3 separate regions of the Homo sapiens genome follow, and all the other regions are linked to region 2. A link is a contact called in ENCODE Hi-C or POLR2A ChIA-PET data. All regions are on one chromosome and are shown on one strand. Each heading gives the region's core, a stretch centred on a gene start or an enhancer-like site at or near the end of the contact. The rest is flanking DNA. Distances are from core to core; before and after follow the strand shown.

Evidence for each region. Hi-C counts contacts between places; a loop is a spot of excess contacts on that map. ChIA-PET counts read pairs that join two places held with the same protein, here RNA polymerase II (POLR2A). Pooled maps may share reads with other maps.
Region 1: a map of endothelial cell of umbilical vein shows a loop between it and region 2 (7-fold over the local background). The contact joins two enhancer-like sites. A Hi-C loop is called at or near these places in 12 of 168 maps with a recorded cell type or tissue (A673, Calu3, HCT116 and 9 more), 1 of 37 single-sample maps with no recorded cell type and 15 of 50 pooled maps.
Region 3: a pooled map shows a loop between it and region 2 (4-fold over the local background). The contact joins two enhancer-like sites. A Hi-C loop is called at or near these places in 1 of 168 maps with a recorded cell type or tissue (Right ventricle myocardium superior) and 7 of 50 pooled maps. POLR2A ChIA-PET finds 5 or more read pairs at or near these places in 1 of 52 experiments (WTC11).

Annotation. Positions count from the first base shown.
Region 1 is chr9:77,749,635-77,754,384 of GRCh38, reverse strand. All of the region lies in intron 5 of GNAQ (G protein subunit alpha q), which reads left to right. Among named protein-coding and RNA genes, the nearest start is that of GNA14, 100 kb to the right of the region's middle. Within about 2 kb of position 2,769, at least 3 of the 41 ENCODE cell types and tissues checked have a DNase peak (open chromatin) inside an H3K27ac peak, as active enhancers do.
Region 2 is chr9:78,116,996-78,121,872 of GRCh38, reverse strand. No RefSeq gene overlaps it. Among named protein-coding and RNA genes, the nearest start is that of GNAQ, 88 kb to the right of the region's middle. Within about 2 kb of position 2,737, at least 5 of the 41 ENCODE cell types and tissues checked have a DNase peak (open chromatin) inside an H3K27ac peak, as active enhancers do.
Region 3 is chr9:77,715,357-77,720,096 of GRCh38, reverse strand. It overlaps GNAQ (G protein subunit alpha q), which reads left to right. Exons shown (of 7, transcript NM_002072.5): 7 at 1-4,000. Among named protein-coding and RNA genes, the nearest start is that of GNA14, 69 kb to the right of the region's middle. Within about 2 kb of position 2,021, at least 3 of the 41 ENCODE cell types and tissues checked have a DNase peak (open chromatin) inside an H3K27ac peak, as active enhancers do.

The DNA of each region.
Region 1 (4,750 bases), core at 1,520-4,019, 370 kb after region 2:
TACAGATGGAGTGTCCCAGGAACTATGTTAGATGCTTGGGATGCTAGTGAACAGGGTATTGCCCCTGTTCTTAAGAAGCCCCTGGCCCACTCAGGGAGACACTAAAATGGCAGTCAGAATGCAGTGTGGCAGGAAAGCATTTTCATAGCAGTTAAGTACAGGTGCTGTGGGGACAGAAACAAAAGGCACCAAACCTGTCTTGGGAGAGAACCAGTCCTGAGGAAGGCCTGCCTATGTGATGCCTAACAGAAGCAGCAGAGACTCCAGGGTGCCATCCACGCTGAGGCTAACTCAGAGAGGCCTTGAGTGCTCCTTTTAATTTGGTTTCTTTACACTTCTCCAGCATCACTTTCAACAGTCCCATCATCAAAGCTTACAGGGAAAAGACTCAGATTTTGCTTTCAAGAGAAGTTTTTTCCCTCAACTTTATCCCAACACACAAACAAGAGAAAGTGATTTTAAAGATGACTTCCTGACAGGCAAGCAAGTACACAGGGTAATTTAATGTTGTTAAATATCCCACTGTCTTATGAGCTTTTTAATTAATTCAAGTATATGGGTTTTTCAAGGGCGACTATACAGTGCCTTTTCTGTTATTCATATTGTACAATAATGGGCTTAGGTAGCATGCTGGAGAATAATACTCATGATCCACAGGTAGATACCAAATTAGTATTTCGAGACCTCTCTAGGGAAAACGGAGGAATGTTTTTTACATCATGTTTTTTAAATTATCATGCTATACTTCCTCTTTCTGTCACCCTCAATCATATCAACACATGCCTAAGGATTCTTAGGAATATGTTTATGGGCCTAATTTCAGACATCCTTGACTCTGTGAAAGGTTATTCGTTCACTAACTAAAAAGAAGCTCTTAGTCTTACTCTTCATCATTCCAAAGGCAGTGGTATCCATAGAGTTATCTAGAAGGAAAGTAAGCATGACTACTTCACAAAAGGACTGTTTATCATCTTAAACCTCAGAAAACATGTTAGATGCTGATAGACGTAAATGCTAAGATGTGCCTTCTGCAGCTATTTCATATCTTACCCTGAACCTTTTTCTTCAGGGGGTGGGTGGGGGTGTGTGTGTGTGCGCGTGCGCACGCGCATGTGTATGTGTGTTTGTGAATGAGTATACCACCTCCCGATGATCATACTGAAGAACATGTGCCTCGGGTATGTGTCTGAGCCATGTGTCTTCAAAATTGGACTTATATCCCATTTATGAAAAAAGATTATCAGTGAAGCCAACTAAATCTTCTTTTTTTCCTTTTTCTTTTTTTTTTTTTTTTTTTTGAGACAGAGTCTTGCTCTGTCTCCCAGGCTGGAGTGCAGTGGCGCGATCTCGGCTCACTGCAAGCTCCGCCTCCCGGGTTCACGCCATTCTCCTGCCTCAGCCTCCCGAGTAGCTGGAACTACAGGCGCCTGCCACCACACCCTGCTACTTTTTTTGTATTTTTAGTAGAGACAGGATTTCACCATGTTAGCCAGCATGGCCTCAATCTCCTGACTTCATGATCTGCCTGCCTTGGCCTCCCAGAGTGCTGGGATTGAAGCCAACTAAATCTTTATCCAAAAGAATGCTAATTTTGAAATTGCTCCAAATTTAAAGTCACTTGGGGAGAAATAAGATAAAATTTACATGCAGAATAACATCTGTAGAAACCCAGTGACTTTGCACACATACTTCAGTGTTGAGGTGTAATAACAGACACAGGCATTTCCATCTAAGAACACAAGGAGACAAAAGAGCCTTGGAATGAAGGTTGAGAAAACCGAGTTCTAGTCTTGGCTTCACCAGAAATAACTTTGTGGGTTTGGGAGCAAGTTACTTAACCTCTGCAGGTTGCAGTTAGATCAGCTGTAAAAAGAGGAGATTGGATGTGAATGAACTCCATATTCCCTTCTAGCTTCATTTCTGAGTCCTTGAGGGGAAGTGTGAAGCACACATTCAGTACCTACTCTACCTCCCGGTGCAAGTTATTGCAGCACGTGAACAAGACACTTTTTAGTCAGTATAGACTCAGATAGAGTAGTCACTTCCTAATAAGGATCTAAATGAAACATTAGAACTCATCTTAACCTTTTTCAGCTTTTCAAGTTTTCACATTTCTGTAATACTTTGGAATACTCCTGCCATTTTTACCGAGGTACATTAACTGCAGTTTTGCCTAGAGACCTCTCTACACCATGTTTATTTTGTTTTATTATCTGTTTGACAATTCAACTGCAAACAGAAATACTTGTCAGAGTGATTAACTTAAAGTGACTACAGGTTTTAAAAAATGAATTTTTCCTTCCCACTGCGTGCATACTGAGATAAAGTTGTTTTGTCATCCAATTCCAAGGGAAGCATTTACAAGCACTCTTTGATAGATGAGTCTATCACACAGCCTGAACATGAGCACTGTGTACCTCAACCATCATTTTTCAGGACAGTGGCACCTCATTTTAGATTCAGTTTCGCATTTCCCTTGGCAGGGCCACTGTTCCTGTGTTCCTGTTAGAAGTTAGAATTAATATAGTAACTTCACTTCAGTGACCTGTTTTTTTCGTTTGTTTTTTTTGTTTGTTTGTTTGTTTGTTTGTTTTTTGGAGGTCTGTCTGTTCCTTGCCTCGTTTCCTAGTTGTCCTAGCAACAGCCATCAAATTGAAATTACAGGAAGTGGAAGGTCTTATTACTAAGGAGAATAAAGAGCTGTTGACTGAGTTACAGATTCTAATTTTTGGTATCCACATGGGGGCAGCATTGCTTTAAGTGAGGTTGTAGCTCTTTCCACGTCTCTGTCCATCCCCAGCCCACCTACCCACCCCATTATAAAATTTCTGTCCGCTTCTAGGCTAACCGCACTTATTCATGTCTTTTCTCTACTGGGCTTTCTGAAGTACACTCAACTATCTTAAGAGATTGCATATGAATTTATTACGTGAAAATTACAGCATCTGCTTTTCATTTTACTGGTTACATGCCATGTATATAGAGTTAGTTTCAATACAGGAGTGTTTCAGGCCCATGTATTCAATTAGGGAAACCACCCAACCCATTCTAGGATATTTTTATTCTTTTTAGCAATACTTTCAGAGAAAATATGAAATTCTTCCAGATCTTAGCAAGGCAAGACCACAAAGCAGGTTTGGCAAAATCTTCCAAAAATCAAGGCATTAGGCAGTGGTTTGAGGGAAAAGGCAGGCCATTACTAATTTCCCATGCCTGGAATAATATTGAAAGCAGATGCCTGATAGCTCTTGTAATCACCTTTAATTGCTAAATGGGATTCACTGACTTAACATGATGGATGCTATTTAGTCTATAAAGCGGGGAAAGATTTGTAAAGGAATACACCAAAAGGGAAAAACTTGAAAAGGCCAAGCAGTGCTGGGTCTCCACTTATTAGACTCATGAGTTGGTATGTATTTACAGCACTGTACAGTAGCACCATCTTCACAGGTTAGATAAATGCCTATTTTCACTGTTGTTCAAAATGTTCATTTTAACCAACAAAAATTTATTGATCACCTGCCACAGCAAGGTGTTGTTTGGGTGTTGGGGGAGTGTATAGAAATAAGTATGATACAGAGTTGAGCTCCAAGAAGCTCAGTCAGTCAGGGTTGGTATAATATTTACATGACCAATTACAAAGAAAAGCCCAGGGAGGTTAATATAGCAAGTGTTCTTAACAAGCCATACGTGATTTCAGGGGAGGGAGGGATTTTTTTTTCCAGCTTGATGACTGGGAAGACTTCAAGAAAGAGTTAGAAATAAAGGTAATAAAACAAAAAATATGTAAGCATATTCAGGAAGTTTGAGCTGTGCCATTTGGCTGGAATGGAGGTTATGAGGTCGACTTCTGTATACCATCTTGAAAATGACTTTCACTGACTCATAAATTTTCTAAATTACATAATGATGATAACATGATCATTACTAGTGGGATTATATTATCACAAAAACCTCTTACATTTAAAATGTTCTTATTAAGGCCCCATCTGTATTTGCTAATTAAGTAAAACTGTATTATGATTAAAACTGCATGGAAGAGGCAGAATGCTTTGTTTGCTTGGTTTTCATATTTTACATTTAAGAAAGATTGAATATCAAAAACATCTGTTTCTGATAATCCTATAACAGAGTTTTTAGTCCATGCATTAGAAATCTTTTGGTATTGGTAGAAAGAATTTTGCAAGATTTCTTCTTTAATATTAATTTGGTATTTATAAAAGAAAATATGTTTATAGCTGATTTTCAGTGGAAATAATATTTTTTAAAGATGTACCTTATGTGACTAATTAAATGTTCTTTGCCAATCAGCACATCTGCAGCCAGATTTCAAAACTATATATTCATTTGGCCACAGAGACTTTTTAGCCCAATCTTGCAAAATATTTGCTATTGTAGTATAATTGAGAATAAAACAGTCTAAATTAGTGAAGAAATACAGAATATGAACAATTACAATGTATGAAAAAAATATACACAATATTTTTTTCATCACATCAAAACCCATTTACTGGGTCGTAAAATCAATTTAATAGGTCTTGTTAGCATTTTTTTATAGGGAGGATGGGATGGAATTGAGAATAGAGTACATTGCATGTTGTAAGGAAAAGTATGGTTTCATGAAATGTTAGTTTTATATGTCTGTGTTTCTGTGTGTGAATATACTGGATTGCTGTGTAAACTGTATTTCTTACTGTGGATTGTTATCATTAGTTTGAAAACATTATTTTAGAGAAATACCAATTTGTGT
Region 2 (4,877 bases), core at 1,488-3,987:
TAAATAAGATACTATATGTGAATTGCCAGTCACAATACCTAATGCTAGTATGGGCTATTATAATAATAAATAGTATACTATTTATTATTTTTATTCCTAACATCTCTGAAAAATCACTTATCACTATAAAGCTGTTCACTCACCAAGCTAGCCCCAAGGGGGCGCTCAAAGCCTTCCCTTCTTCCCCATTACTTTTCCTACAAAAGGGAACTCAAATTTAGATGTAGGACAAAATGAACTCTCATTGGCAACTGAACCATTTTGTAGCAAAGACTGGAAAACCCAATGCAGCGAGTGTCAAACTTCAGTGTGGATAAGAGTTACTCGAGGAGCTTGTTAAAATGCAAGACCACAGCAGGCCCAACAGATCAAATAAATCGGAAGGGAACCTGTTTTCCCACCCCAGGTGATTCGAATATATGTATTCTCATGATGCTCTAGTATGGGGCAGGAGGGTGGTAAAAATAATAACTAGCCTGGAGTAAATATTCTCTTCCTCTCTTCTTCTTGGGACCTTGAAATGAGTTTTGCTCTTCCTTTTTTCCTCTCTTCCATGTAGCCAGTGAGGTAAGCCATCCCTGGTGCTTCCTTGGACTGGGAGGTCCCAGCAGGACCAAGATGTTTCTACAAAAAGCACAGTGGAGAGGGCGGCTTGGGCTTGCTTTTAGTTTGTCGACATCAGAGGACACAAAGTGATGCCTGCCAGTCCACATCTGGCCCCCAGATTTGTTTTATTTGACCTGAACAGAATTGGCCCATCCAGTGCTTTAATAAAATTTGAATTTGTTTTCAACATTTAAAACTCAGGAGATTTCACATACAAACCCAGATTTCCTGCTTCTCTGGAACAATAAGAAGATGTGAAACCTGGCCCCGTGTTCCTATACGGCAAAGCTGCTTCCTTTAGATGGGTGTGGACTCTGGAATCTGCCACCATCCCCTTCATTCTTTATTGTTCTCCCCAAAGTCAGGTGTCGGTTGCTATTTATCATCATACATACACTCCTATTTTCCTTAAAGTTGAAGAAAACGAAGCATTTCTTTAGAAAATGAGGATATAACAAGAGGAGTAGTGTTTTTAAAAATAAATTTTCTTATACCAGACCCCTTTTCTCGTTTGCATTATGGGCCTGTCTTCTCTAGGCATTTAAGTTTGCTATTGCAGGTCTAGCTCTTAATCCAGAGGTGAAAAGTTGTCTTTATATTAAAGAATGATGTGGAATATCACAGCAGTAAAAAGGAGCAGAACTACTAATGCACACTAAAATTAATGAATTCCAAAAGTTAGGCTGAGCAAAAGAAGTCAGACACAAAAGCATAATACTATATAATTCCATTTAGATGAAAAATTCTAGAAAAGTTGAAACTAAGCTATAGTAACAGAAAGCAGAGCAGTTGTTTCCTAGGACAGAGGTTGGCTGCAAAGGGCATGAGAAAAAGTTTCTGGAATGATGGAAGTGCTCTATCACTTAATTGTAGTGGGACTTATATGCAGAGATATATATTTGTTAAATCTCATTGACGTGCATTGTATTTTATTTTATTATTTTTTTAGACAGAGTTTCTCTCCTGTTGCCCAGGCTGGAGTGCAATGGCCCGATTTCAGCTCACTGCAACCTCCACCTCCTGGGTTCAAGCGATTCTCCTGCCTCAGCCCCCCGAGTAGCTGGGATTACAGGCATGCACCACCACACCTGGCTAATTTTGTATTTTTAGTAGAGACAGGGTTTCTCCATGTTGGTCAGGCTGACCTCAGGTGATCCACCCACCTTGGCCTCCCAAAGTGCTGGGATTACAGGCGTAAGCCACCACGCCCAGCCTGATGTGCATTTTAAATAAATGTTTTTCTTGCATGCCTATTATACCTAATAAAGTTGATTCTTTTGTTACCTAATAGAATTGTCCAAGGAAAGAGATGGAATAAAGTGGGCCCTTGCCTAGGGCTCTTTTTTGCCTATCGCTGTCTGGAATTTACTATAGTAGGTGGGAGAATAGAATAGAATAGAATTTCAAGATTCACAGGCATTGTGACCAATATTTATGTCTCCTGGAGATGTAAATAACATTTGGCAGAAGGCAACAGACCCAGTTGAGAGTTCAGTTGGTAGAGGAGGCATGGATTGTGGCACAAGTTCCTCCAGAGACTTTAAACTGCTGGAAGACCTGCTCTTCAGCCTCCTTCCATGTGAAGAGAGCCTCCTGGAGGCCCTGGGAGAGGAGCTAGTAAGCTGCATGAGGCGCTGGCAGAAATGTGGGGGCTTTTCTTTTTTCCCTTCTTTCCTTCTTCCTGCTCCTTCTTTGATAAACTCACACTCCGGAACCTCAATCTGCAAAGGCATCTTTTATTCGTGGTGGGCGACATTCCTTGGTGAGAAAGCAAAATCTGGTCTGGGCGACCCTGGATATCCTCCTGGAGGACCAGGGCAGGCTCACCTCCAAATACACAGGGCTTTGGGGTGTAGGCTTTTGGCTTGGTTGTATCTGACATTGCAGGCAAATGCCCCATCTTTCCTCCTTTCTTGTGTTTCTTAGTCAGGATTGAGAAACTGACTTGCACTGTAAAAAATGCAAAGCAATAGAATTTTTATGGTTGACTTGGCCAACTTACAAGAACCTGACAGAGCTCTCAGTAAATTCAGAACTGAAGAACTCATTACGTGGGAGTATTAACAGATACTATGGGTACTCCACCCATATTCTCTTGCCCTTACCACTTCCTCATAAGCTGTTTGATTTCAACAGCAGCACCTGCATTTCTTTGCCTGAGGGTTTTCCAGTGAGGTTGTACCATTGTGCATTCCCACCAGCAATATCTGAGAGTTCCAGTTGCCTCTCATCATCAACAGCACTTGATATTATTGTCAGGTTCTTTTTTAAAGTTATTCTAGTAAGTGTAGCATTGTCTCATCATGGTTTTAACTTGCATTTCCGTAATGACTAATGATGTTGAGCACCTTCCATATGTTTATTGGCTACCAATATATCTCCTCTGGTGAAGTATCTGTTCAAAACTTTGCTATTTAAAAAAAAAAAACTTGGTCTTTTTTTGGTTGAGTTTTGATAGTTCTTCATATAGTCTGGCTTCAAGTTTGTTGTCAGAAGAGTGCTTTACAAATATTTTTTCTCTGTCTGTGGCTTATCTTTTCTTTTCTTTTTCTTTTTCTTTTTTTTTTCTTTTCTGTTTTTGAGACAGGGTCTCACTCTGTCGCCCAGGCTGAAGTACAGTGGCACAATCTCGGCTCACTGCAACCTCCACCTCCCAGGTTCAAATGATTCTCCTGCCTCAGCCTCCCGAGTAGCTGGGACTACAGGGACTACAGGCACATGCCACCACACTGAGCTAATTTTTGTATTTTTAGTAAAGACAGGGTTTTGCCATGTTGGCCAAGCTGGTCTCAAACTCCTGAGCTCAAGTGATGTGCCTGCCTCAGCCTCCCAAGGTGCTGGAATTACAGGTAGGAGCTACCATGCCTGGCCCGTCTTTTTGTAATGTCTTTCATAGAGCAAAAGTTTTGCATTTTGATGAAGTTCAACTTATTGATTGTTTTTCTTTTATGGCTGTGCTTTAGGTATCAGATCTGAAACTATTTCCCTAATCCAAGCTCACATTCAGAATCAACACCTGTTTCTGATTCATTTTGAGTTAATTTTTGTACATGGTGTGAGAAATGAATCAAAATTCATTTATTTGTCTAATTCTTCCAGTTATTTCTTGATAATATATTTCATATAAGGTCTTTTTCCAATATTACTCCACTTGTTTTTCCTTTCTTTGCGCCCCAGGCATAACCAATCTCGAGATTTTTGTGCATATCCTTCTGATGCAGCTTTTACACATTTGGGTATAAATATGTGTCAGCTGGGCATGGTGGTTCATGCCTGTAATCCCAGCACTTTGGGAGGCTGAGGCGGTTGGATCACAAGGTCAGGAGTTCAGGACCAGCCTGGCCAAGATGGTGAAACCCCGTCTCTACTAAAAATACAAAAATTAGCCAGGTGTGGTGGCAGGCGCCTGTAATCCCAGCTACTTGGGAGGCTGAGGCAGGAGAATCGCTTGAACCCGGGGGGCAGAGGTTGCAGTGAGCTGAGATCAGGCCACTGCACTCCAGCCTGGGTGACAGACTGAGACTCTGTCTCAAAAAAAAAAAAAAAAAAATTGTGTCACTAAATACATATAACATAGTATTTATTTTTACATGTTTTAAGCTCTATTCATCTTGATATGCATAGATCTAGTTTATTCCTTTTAACTGCCATATAATATTGCAATATATGAGTATACTACTTCCATCTCTTAATTGATGGACATTAAGGTAGAATCAATTTTTCAGGAGTACAAATGCTGCTACAATAACCATCCTTGTACACATTCCTTGTGCTCATGTAAGAGTTTGTCTAGGATACATAATGGAAATTCAGTGGCTAGGTAGTAGGATGTGTGTTTTTACTAAAATGGCTGAACCAACTGACAATCCCACAGCACAGTATGATTTACAGTCCCACAGCTTCACCAGATCACAAGACTCTGAAATTACTGCCAATACAATAGGTATGAAATAGATTTTTTTAGAAACTGGCATTCATCTGATTACTAGTGAGATCAAGCATCCTTTTAAATGTTTGTTGTTCATTTCTGAATTGGCCTTTTCTGTAAGTTTCTTTCTCACATAAGTTTTTAATTTTGATAGATATTTCTCAATATTTTCTATATAGAACTTTGTCTTGTTTAAGAAATACTTTTCTACTCTGAGCTCATAAAGAGATTTTCTTATTTTTTCCATATATAGTTTTTCAGTGGAGTAATTGCCCCTAAAATTGTCTACTGAGATAAACCTTCATACAGTGAAATACACAAACCTTAAGTACAGTTTCATCAG
Region 3 (4,740 bases), core at 772-3,271, 400 kb after region 2:
AAACCGGCAATGTAAAAAGTATCCTGTGTGGTTTAACAGGAAATCTGTTTATGTCTCTTTATTTGAAACCAGTTTTACTCTCAGTGGTTCTTTAAGTTCAATGAAGTCTGCCAGGAACATTGGTTGGTAGTATTATTCCGACACCTTTAATTTCCAAAATCTGAAGTTCCTGCTAGTTTACCACCTTCATGATCTTCTTGAACTGGTAACTGATTAGGTTGAACTTATGGAAGATTTGTGGACTTAACTCAAAAGTAACCTCTCAGTGTTCTATAGAACATGTATTTGTGTAACTGAACCTACCAGGAGAAATGTTTGGAATTCTATATGTGCAATTTTTCAACAAATGCAAAAAAAATACAGCACATGTATTGACAAGCTTCTGTCAAGCAGCTTGAGTTGAAATTTGATTTAAGAAAATAAATCATGATTGTTCAAAGCTGCTGGGACGTTAGAATTAGGCCATGATACTGGTCTCATTTTAACTACAGTGGTATTTGGCACTAGTGTAAACTTCCATATAAATCACTCTTTTGGAACAACAAAGGGGGAGGGAGAAAAATCACGGCCTGTTAAATGAGTACCAAAGCCGCCCAACAGTAATGAGATGTTCTCATCCTTGATTCTCCCAGCCTCAAACAACACAGCTTACTTTTTTTTTCCCTTGCTCAGAAAGTACCTGTAATTTAACAAACAGACTGCCTGTAGGTATAGTGCAATTACAAATGCTCTAATCATTGTACATACATCTCTCTTGATATTGCAGCATCCATACTGGCTTTGTAATCATTAATTTTTTGGCAGATTGAATGTGCTGTATTGATATGTATCTATGTAATTGTATTGTATGTCTATAGCTAATTCACGTTTTGAATAATGTTATTTTATTTACTTTTTTAAGAGAGGAGAATGTAAATTTGTCAGTTTATTTCTGACTAGGGATATTTTCTTTCCATTTAGAAAAGAAGAAAAAAAAAAAACCTTACTGTCATACAGAGCGGTACTAGCGTCGTGCTGTATAAAATCATTTGCACATTCCTGAGTAGAGGTATACTGATTATAAGACCCAAAGGTAATTTCATAGCAAAATACATAAAATCAGTCGGAGCTTTTATACAAACATGGAAACCAACTTTGTAGAACTTTTGCCATTTGATCTAGGATTGGAATATGAGCTTTTATACAATTCATATTCTTATTTGGCAAATGCACAGTTTAGTATTACCTCTCTGATGGCCTTTACTAGAAAGGCAGTTTTAGAAGCTATTGTGATCCACTAAGGAAATGTTTTAACAGCTAGAGACCACTGCTTGCCTGAAAGGGCGTTCTTAAATTTGGTGCAGCAAAAAAAAAAAAAAAAAAAAAAAAAATTAAACAACAACATTTGAAGGCCTACAGTGTGTATAGAGAAAACCTCATCACAAGATCATAAGTGTTACAGTTTTAGGGAATCAAGATATTCTATTTAATAGAGCTATAGTAAATGTAGTCAATTAAACCTGATCTCAAAGCTTGAAGAAGCTGAGCAAAACAGGGAAAGATTGTTATATTTGTCTTTATGAAATTGGGATGGAATTTGCTATGCAGAATTGAGGTTTGTGGCTTCGCTGTTCCTGTAGGGTGCATGACAAGATCCCTTCTCTTGAGAAAGGAAAAAATTGATCACCCTAGCAGCAGTGATGCATAGAAACCTAATTTTAGCCACACCAGTCAATCGAAGCTAAAGGATTTTCTTTTTTGTTTCTTCGGGGTTTTATTGAAGGGGCTAGGGGCGGGACGGGATTCTTTTCAGTTTTGTATAAAAACAAAGTTTACTCATGCTTTATATTATATTGTGATTGCAAGCGTTATAAGCGTGTGCCACTGGCCTCCTATTGTTGATGCTTAGGTAATGGAGGCCTGTGGTGAGTTTTATGGTGACTTGGGCATGTCTTATTCAAAAACAAAAACATAAAACACAGAAACCTTTCTTCAGCATACCAAGGCAAGCAGCCATTTCATGACTCACTTAACACATTGCAGTGTACCAGTTTACAGATGATTTTTCCCTTTTTGCGTGACATGGCAGTTCTAACCCCCAGAGAATTCCTTATTTGTAAATTGGAAGTTTCTACTATGCCTTACAGAGCTTAAATTCAGAAGTTTGTGCCTCATATCTGAAACAAAGGGAAATAACACACCCATTCAAAAGTAAATAAATCTCCTAGAAGTTTTTGTTTTTAACATTTCCATATAAAGAGCTCTGTTGAATGTCATGAATAGACTGGAAAAAAAAATTTTAAGAACCTGCATATGTTGTTTACTAGCAGATGACAACTACAAAAGGAATCTGAAGAACACGTAAAACTTGTATTTTTTTTTTTTTGGTAGATTAACTAGCAGGCCTATTTTAAAAAGGTAATTCAGCTAAAGGGCAATTTACTTTTTTGTACTTCAGACTATCTTGATTGTCAAAGTGTACGAACTGTAATTTTAAAATTTATACTGCCACATGATTGTAAATTTTAGTTGTCTTAAGTTAGGAATTGGTGAAAAGCTATTTATGCTGGATTTGGGTCAAAATGACTTATTTGCAAAAAAATAAATAATGGGAAGAAAGGGCTGTATAATGAAATACTGCAAGACTCACATATTGGTTGGAAATTTCCCTCAAATCACCTACCGATTACCCTTGATTTCCCTTTGTTTTCAGTTTCTCAAAACGAATGAAATGAAATATAGCAGAATGTTAACCCATATAAAAATAAAGTGTACCCAAATATTGTAATGTATATTGCTGCTCTTCTTCAAATTAAATAAGGGTTTAAAACCACTTAATTGGTAATCAACATCTCAATTGATACAAATAAGGTGTGCTTGGTATACATTAATATTTTCTTCCAAAGATATATCTTTGGTTAGAAACACAAAAAAATAAAACTAGTAATATTGTATGTTTATCTATCTCTACATATTTCCAGCATATGTAGCGTTAATAGATCTGTCCTGGTAACTGTGTCTTTGGGATTTCATTTTGGTTCCATCAAATTAGGAAAAGAAATGGCTTAGTTGTATATGATTAGCTAGAGATTTTTGGAGCCAGACACCTGCTGTTTAGTAGATAACTTAGTACAGACCCTAAACTTGTCATTTGTTTTTCTCACAGAATAGCCATTTCCTGCTGTCTTCCCAATGATCACTGCCCTTTCAATAACACTCTTGCCTCTAGAATCATATGTTCAAAGTATGAATACACACCTAGCACATAGTAGGTGCTCAAATATTAATTTCCTCCTTGCCTTCCTTATCTACCCTGTGTCCTCCATTTCCCCGTATGATTCCAACCCAATATAGCAAATGACATTTACATGTTATGAAAACATCTATTGGGTAAAATCAGATCTTGGATAAAGAAATTCTGACTTTTATATAAGCTTTTGGTAGACAGAAAAAACAGAAAGGTATTCGTTGGTAGAACATTTTTAAGTTCAGGAAAGAAAGCTGGAATAATACTACGTAACTTTGTCCAGGTTACTTTGACTGAAACACGTTTTTGGTGGATTTCTTTTCCTCAAAGAACTCTCTAAATGCAACTCCTTGCTGGATTCCTCACCCATCATCCTGTTGGAAACCCTTACTAGACCTATGTATTTAGGGAGTTTTGTCAGAAAACATTTTTAACTTGCAGTATTTAAAAGAATATTTACTGTTCCTAAAATGTCATTCAAATGCATGTACTGTCTATTGTTTGGGGATGGGAACTAGTTTTGCAAAAAACACCTAATGTTGTATAATAATGCCCCAATGATCTTGCTGGTTAAAAATACAGTATTTTTGGCCATAATTTTGTACTATAGTATTCTTCATTGTTGAGTTTTGCTTCCATTAAAGTTGCCCGAGCCCCTCTCAGAATGTTTTGTATTAGTAGGAGTACTGAAATACATCTTTCCTTCCTTAACACACCTTGTGCATATTGCATTTTCCAAAATAAACAAGTTTAATGGTTTCAAAAAAAAAAAAACACCAAAAAACCTTTTCCCTTCTGTGTATAATCAGAAATAAGAGTCTCCTGTAGTGGAAATACACATATTGGTAGCATTTATCAAATTTGCTCTTTGAAAAAACTTGCCTTAATTTAGGTTATAATTAACTGGTTAAAAAAAAAAGTAAATACCTATCCAATAAAGAAAGGAGCCAGCAATCTTCAACCTGAGGCAGTCTCCCAATCAGTAAAAAGAATCCACACATCTGCCCTGGTTTACTGGGTAGCACACTGGACTCAGGCCAATGGCTGGCTTAAGAGTTTTGCCCATTTCAACACTGGCAGTGAATAGGTAGACTCCACATGGGAAAAATGACATGTCACAGGTGTCCTCTCTGAGTTTTAGAAACACATCCAGGCTTTTGAGGTCAGCTAAAAATCAGCTGCTCCTGGGAGTTTTATTAAGTGGAGGTGATGGTGGCAAGTGGCTTTCTGGAAAATAGGTACTTTTGTGGGGACTTTAAGCCACAGCAAAAGCAAAACCTGTTCCTGTTACTCCAACTGGCAGCCAGCCCTTGCTTATGGATTTTTGTTTTTCAGAATATGTCCCCTCTAAATACTAAGAGATGAGAGTGTCATTTTTGCTTAAAGGCCTTCAGCTCTCCTTGTGTGATTTAGAGACCATTTCCAGTAGATGGTATTCTCTCTCTCTGTCTTAACTGTTCAAGGAATGGCGTGGCACTGACTGTCATCTAGCACAGGCCTGGAGTGATGGTTCC